Regions from separate parts of the Homo sapiens genome. Here region 1 is linked to region 2. A link is a contact called in ENCODE Hi-C or POLR2A ChIA-PET data. All regions are on one chromosome and are shown on one strand. The core of a region is the stretch at or near the end of the contact, and the rest is flanking DNA. Distances in the headings are between cores, read along the strand shown.

What was found. Hi-C counts contacts between places; a loop is a spot of excess contacts on that map. ChIA-PET counts read pairs that join two places held with the same protein, here RNA polymerase II (POLR2A). Pooled maps may share reads with other maps.
Region 1: a map of Caki2 shows a loop between it and region 2 (4-fold over the local background). The contact joins two enhancer-like sites. A Hi-C loop is called at or near these places in 3 of 168 maps with a recorded cell type or tissue (Caki2, DLD1 and heart left ventricle) and 1 of 50 pooled maps. POLR2A ChIA-PET finds 5 or more read pairs at or near these places in 3 of 52 experiments (activated B cell, activated CD4-positive, alpha-beta T cell and activated T-cell).

The regions. Positions count from the first base shown.
Region 1 is chr10:110,335,064-110,337,763 of GRCh38, forward strand. No RefSeq gene overlaps it. Among named protein-coding and RNA genes, the nearest start is that of SMNDC1, 31 kb to the left of the region's middle. Within about 2 kb of position 1,253, at least 4 of the 41 ENCODE cell types and tissues checked have a DNase peak (open chromatin) inside an H3K27ac peak, as active enhancers do.
Region 2 is chr10:110,440,679-110,443,378 of GRCh38, forward strand. It overlaps LOC105378482 (a long non-coding RNA gene), which reads right to left. Exons shown (of 4, transcript NR_188210.1): 2 at 1,533-1,696. Among named protein-coding and RNA genes, the nearest start is that of DUSP5-DT, 54 kb to the right of the region's middle. RefSeq lists an enhancer at 1,359-1,598. Within about 2 kb of position 1,258, at least 5 of the 41 ENCODE cell types and tissues checked have a DNase peak (open chromatin) inside an H3K27ac peak, as active enhancers do.

The sequences.
Region 1 (2,700 bases), core at 3-2,502, 110 kb before region 2:
GGGGGCCGGGCGTGGTGGCTCATGCCTGTAATTCCAGCATTTTGGAAGGCCGAGGCAGGTGGATCACAAGGTTAGGAGTTCGAGACCAGCCTGACCAACATGGTGAAACCCCTTCTCTACTAAAAATACAAAAATTAGCTGGGCATGGTGGCATGCGCCTGTAATCTTAGCTACTCGGGAGGCTGAGGCAGGAGAATCGCTGGAACCAGGGAGGCAGAAGCTGCAGTGAGCCGAGATCTTGCCATTGCACTCCAGCCTGGGCAGCAGACTGAGACTCCGTCTCAAAAAACAAACGAACAAACAAAAACTTCATAGGGGAAGATGGAGGCTTTTAATTTTTTACAAAAGGTTTCTGTAAGTGAGGGAGAAGCTTCATAATAATGACCTGTGATTTGTACCTACTGCTGACTTACTAACTAACCTCTGACTCTGGCAATGACCACATCCTCATTTCCTCCTTTTAGAAGGTAACCAAAAACACTTCTAGGAAGTCTGGGGTTATTGAGCCATAGTCCTATCTCTAAGACCTAGATAGTCTATAAAGCAAAATAAATGAAGCAACAAAATTTTTTCCTTGTACTTCTGTTGTTCACTGTTCAAATATCTACATTTAACCAAGCAGATATTCTAATATGGCTGTGTTTATTTACGACTGTCTTCTGAAGACTGCCTGGATCTGTTTTAACCCGGTAACCCTGGGCAAGTTACTTACCCTTCCTGAGCCTTATTTCTTCATCTGTAAAAGGAGATAGTGACAGTACCCACCTCAACGTTTGTGTGTGTGCACGCATGTGTGTGTGCACAGACATGCATGTGAATTAGGTGACATAGCCCATAGAAAATGCTTTGCACAATGCCTGGCATGTAACAGGCTCTCAAAAAATATGAACTATTTTTACCCTTGGGTAGAAGTGGTTCTTACACCTGTGGGGAAGGGACTGGGCAACGTTAGGCAGCAGAAAGTAGGTCTGGCTGTTTTCCTTTTGTGTGGCCTTGAGAACTCCTGCATATAAGGGCTCTTGTCCATCCTGGCTCTCACAGGACCCCCAGCAGGGCTTTTAGACTTCTCTGGGTTTATCAGTTTTCAGTCCCTGCTTGTCGCGCTTTTGGAACTACAAATAGCCTCGGAGAGAGGGCGTCAGATGTTTTGAATCTCCCCCTGCTAATGGATGGGACCACACCCCCTGCCGCCACAGCTGGTAACACAGGCCTTTAGGATAATGGAAGGCATTTGGGGATCTATTTTTCTCTTACTGTGCAGAGCATTACTCACCTCACTCCTCTGTGTTACAAGGAAGGCGAAGGAGAAAAGCACAATAAGCTGCCAAGGATGAGTCAAATTTCAATAGAGCGTCTTTGCTCAGAGGCAGCAACTGCCAACTGCCATTTCTTATGCATTCCTGAGATTCACATTGCAAAATAAATCCTGAACTCCTGCCCCTTTCTTCTTTTTTTCCCCAGGGAAGGGCAACAAATGGAGCTGCATTTTGACTGCACTCTTTCTAGGTTGGAGAAGCAGGGAAAGTGATACTCCGGGAGCTGGTGTGTCTAAGGCCTCTGTGAGTCTGCATGGTCAACACAGCTGGCTCTGCCTTTGCGCTCAGCTTCTCCTGAGGCATCAACCTGCATCTAAGCTCTTCTGCCTCCTTTCCGGGAATGGCCACGGTCTATGGTTTCTCAATTGACTCGAGATTCAGGAGAGTATGGAGAACTTCTCTTTCCCTGACCAGTGGTATACTGCTGTGGCCCTTGTAGCAGGGGAACAGCCTAACTGCTACAACATTCATTTCAGCCAAGAGATCAGTCCACTCCCACATGGGAGCAGGTGCCTTCACCCATGACCCTGACCTTCTTATAAAGCTTTCATTCAGGATGGCATGAGGTCTTTCCTCAGAAGGTGTCAAGAGAGAGAAATGCTAAAGGAAGAGATGCAATCAGTTTTATGATCATTAGGTGTTTAAGCTATAGGGCTTATCTTATAACACATTGTATCTGTGGTACAAAGCAATGGATGTATCAGAAGGGAAAGGATGAGGTTACGTTCAGAGTGTAGGGCAGGAAAAGAGAACACACAACATTATTGAATTAACTAGACTCTGTCTTGCATGAGGCATATTTTGAGCATCTCCATAGGCCATAGGAAACAACATTGCAGAAAACATTAATTTTAACTGAATGTTCGTACTTGAGGCTGGTGGTTCCCAAACTTGGCTGAGCCTGAGAGTCACAGGGAGCCTCTGATGATACAAGTTCTCGGTTCTGTGTAAGGGAATTCTGATTCCCTGGGTCTTGGGTGGAAATATTCATTTTAGAAGTTCCCCAGGTTGTTCAGATGACCAGTCAGGTTTGGGAACTACTAAGGTGGGCCACATTTTGAAAGGACATGGTCCCATATCATCTACCATCAACAAGTCAGCTTTTAAACTTTTTATTGTGAAATAATGCACAGATACAGAAAAGCTTATAAAATAGAAATGTGGCTCAGCTCAGTGATTTAGTTCAAAGAAAATGCCGAACTGTCCACCTCCCCCTTGAGAAGTAGAACATTGCCAACAGATGTATTTCCTGGCAACTAAACGAAATCTTGAAATTGTCCTCATTTATAAACCGTTGGAGCGATTTGACTTCTCTAGTACCTGGATTTCAAGCCTTGGGTTTTGTGTGTATCTCTGATACTCTCAGACTTTGCTTTGACTTAAG
Region 2 (2,700 bases), core at 8-2,507:
TTCCCTGAGGAGGAAAAAAAGCATCTCAGTCAGTAGTTCACCAGGGTTTCATGTTTTCATTCATTCAGGATCTCCAAGGTCAGTTTCCTTCCCAATTCCTGGTTCAAATATCTATTGCTGGCCAAGCATGGCAGCTCACACCTGTAATCCCAACACTTTGGGAGGCCAAGGCAGGAGGATCACTTGAGGCCAGGAGTTTGAATCCAGCCTGGGCAACATAGGGAGACCACCGTCTCTACTAAAAGTAAAAAAATAAAAGTAAAAACAGTTAGCTGGGTGTGACAGCACATGCCTGTACTCAGGAGGCTGGGATGGGAGGATTGCTTGAGCCCAGGAGTTCAAGGCTGCAGTGAGCTATGATTATGCATTATACTCCAGCCTAGGCAACAGAGGGAGACCCTATCTCTAAAAATATGAAAATAAAAATAAATCTATTGCTGAGTTAAAACAAAAACCCAAAACTTAGTGGCTTAAAATAATTATTTGTTCATGACTCTGCAGTGTGGACTCAGCTTGGAGGGGTCAGCTCTTCTCCGCTTATGTGGCAGTTTTTTTGCTTGCCTTGCTGGGGGTCACTCGTATGGCTGCACTCAGCAGGCTAGTGGCTGGCAGAGGCCTGGGCTCAGCTGGAAGACAGGGATCGCTAGGCTTCTCTTCCTAGCCATCAGGGCCACCCTCTCTCCACGTGGCCTCTCCAGCAAAGGAACTGGACTTTTTACCTGGAAGTTCAGGGCTCCTAAGATGCTCCAAGGCCTTAAGGAGCTCCTGAAAGAAAGAATACCAGTCCTTGGCTGGGCATGGTGGCTCATGCCTGTAATCCCAGCACTTTGGGAGGCTGAGGCGGGCAGATCACTAGGTCAGGAGATCGAGACCAGCCTGGCTAACATGGTGAAACCCCTTCTCTGCTAAAAATACAAAAGATTAGCCAGGCTTGGTGGCAGATGCCTGTAGTCCTGTAGTCCCAGCTACTCGGGAGGCTGAGGCAGGAGAATGGCGTGAACCTGGGAGGCGGAGCTTGCAGTGAGCGGAGATCGTGCCACTGCACTCCAGCCTGGGCAACAGAGGGAGACTCTGTCTAAAAAAAAAAAAGAAAGAAAGAAAGAAAGAATACCAGTCCTCGTCTCGCAGGACATTCAGAGGGTGCAGCGACAGAATGGAGGTGGAGCACTTCTCCCAGGGCCTGGCCACCACTGTGACACTCAGCTAGCTGTCACACCACTGTGTTTAAAACACTAGTCTCAGCCTCCACCACCCAGACAAGTGATAAAGCCCTAATTCTCTATGCATGACACTTCCGGTTTTATCTTTCAAAACTCCTCCCCTTTACACATCACTCTCTAGCCTAAGTGAAGGGAGCACCACGAAACGCACCACACCACTGTGCCTTCACACACTCTGCTCTTGTCCCCCAGTGTCCATCTGGCCAACATCATCTTCACTGGGGCTCCTCCTCCCCCAGCCCTCCTGACCCTTCCCCAGAGCTGGCTTTCTCAGCTTTGTCCTTGAGCTGTTCACAGATGACCTTGGCTCACCTGGATGGTGGAGACAGGCAGGACTTTTCTAAGAGGCCATACAAAGCAGCCCTGTGGGAAACGCGGCTGTGAGAATAACGGTGGATCCCAGTAGTCAAATACAAGGGCTCTGGAGCCAGGCTCTGCAGTTCAGAGCCCACTTTTTGGTACCTCCATTTTCTCATCTGTAAAATGAGATGAGAAAAATGCTGATTATAGTACTTACTTCCTAAGTGTGTTGTGAGGGTTAAATGAGACTATTACACGGAATGCACCTGTGTCTGATGCATGATGAATGCTCCCTAATTATTGCTCTTAACTGTTATCAAATATGTGCTCCTCCCGGGCCAGGCTTCTATTTTTTCCTTTTTTTTTTTTCTTTTTTTCTTTTTTCTTTTCTTTTCTTTTCTTTTTTTTTTTTTTTTTGAGATGGAGTCTCGCTCTGTCGCCCAGGCTGGAGTGCAGTGGCATGATCTCAGATCACTGCAACCTCCACCTGCTGGGTTCAAGAGATTTTCCTGCCTCAGCCTCCCGAGCAGTTGGGACTATAGGCGCCCACCACCATGCCCAGCTAATTTTTGTATTTTTAGTAGTGACAGGGTTTCACCATGTTGGCAGGCTGGTCTCGACCTCCTGACCTCAAATGATCCACCTACCTTGGCCTCCCAAAATGCTGGGATTACAGGCGTGAGCCACTGTGCCCGGCCAGGCCAAGCTTCTTTATGGACATGTGACTCTCTCCAGGAGCTGGGACTCTACCTCCACACTGGGGAACAAAGGCAGACCTGCTGTGACCTTTGTTGCACTCCTCCCTTCCTCTCTCAGCCCTGAGCCCTGGGCGGTCCTCCAACAGCCTTCAGGCTTTAGTGCCTTCCCAGCCCCACTGTGTGTTACAGGGAAGAAAGCACAGCAGATGGGGGGACAAAGTCAGTCCCTAAGGTCAGCTGGCAAGAAGAGACCAGCCTGGGTCTGGCACCCCACTTTTAGCTGGGCGCTGCTCTTCCATCCCTTCTAGGAGGCCTGGCAAGAAGCTACTGAATAGAGTTGGGTCAGCGATTCTTTCCAAAGTCTGCCTAGGAGCTTGGTACCAAGCTCGTACCCCTTGTCACAGAGCCCTGAGAACACATCAAGTTAGGGAGGGTCCACCTGAGAGTATGGGGTGGGCCAGTCTAATTAGACCAGCAGGCAT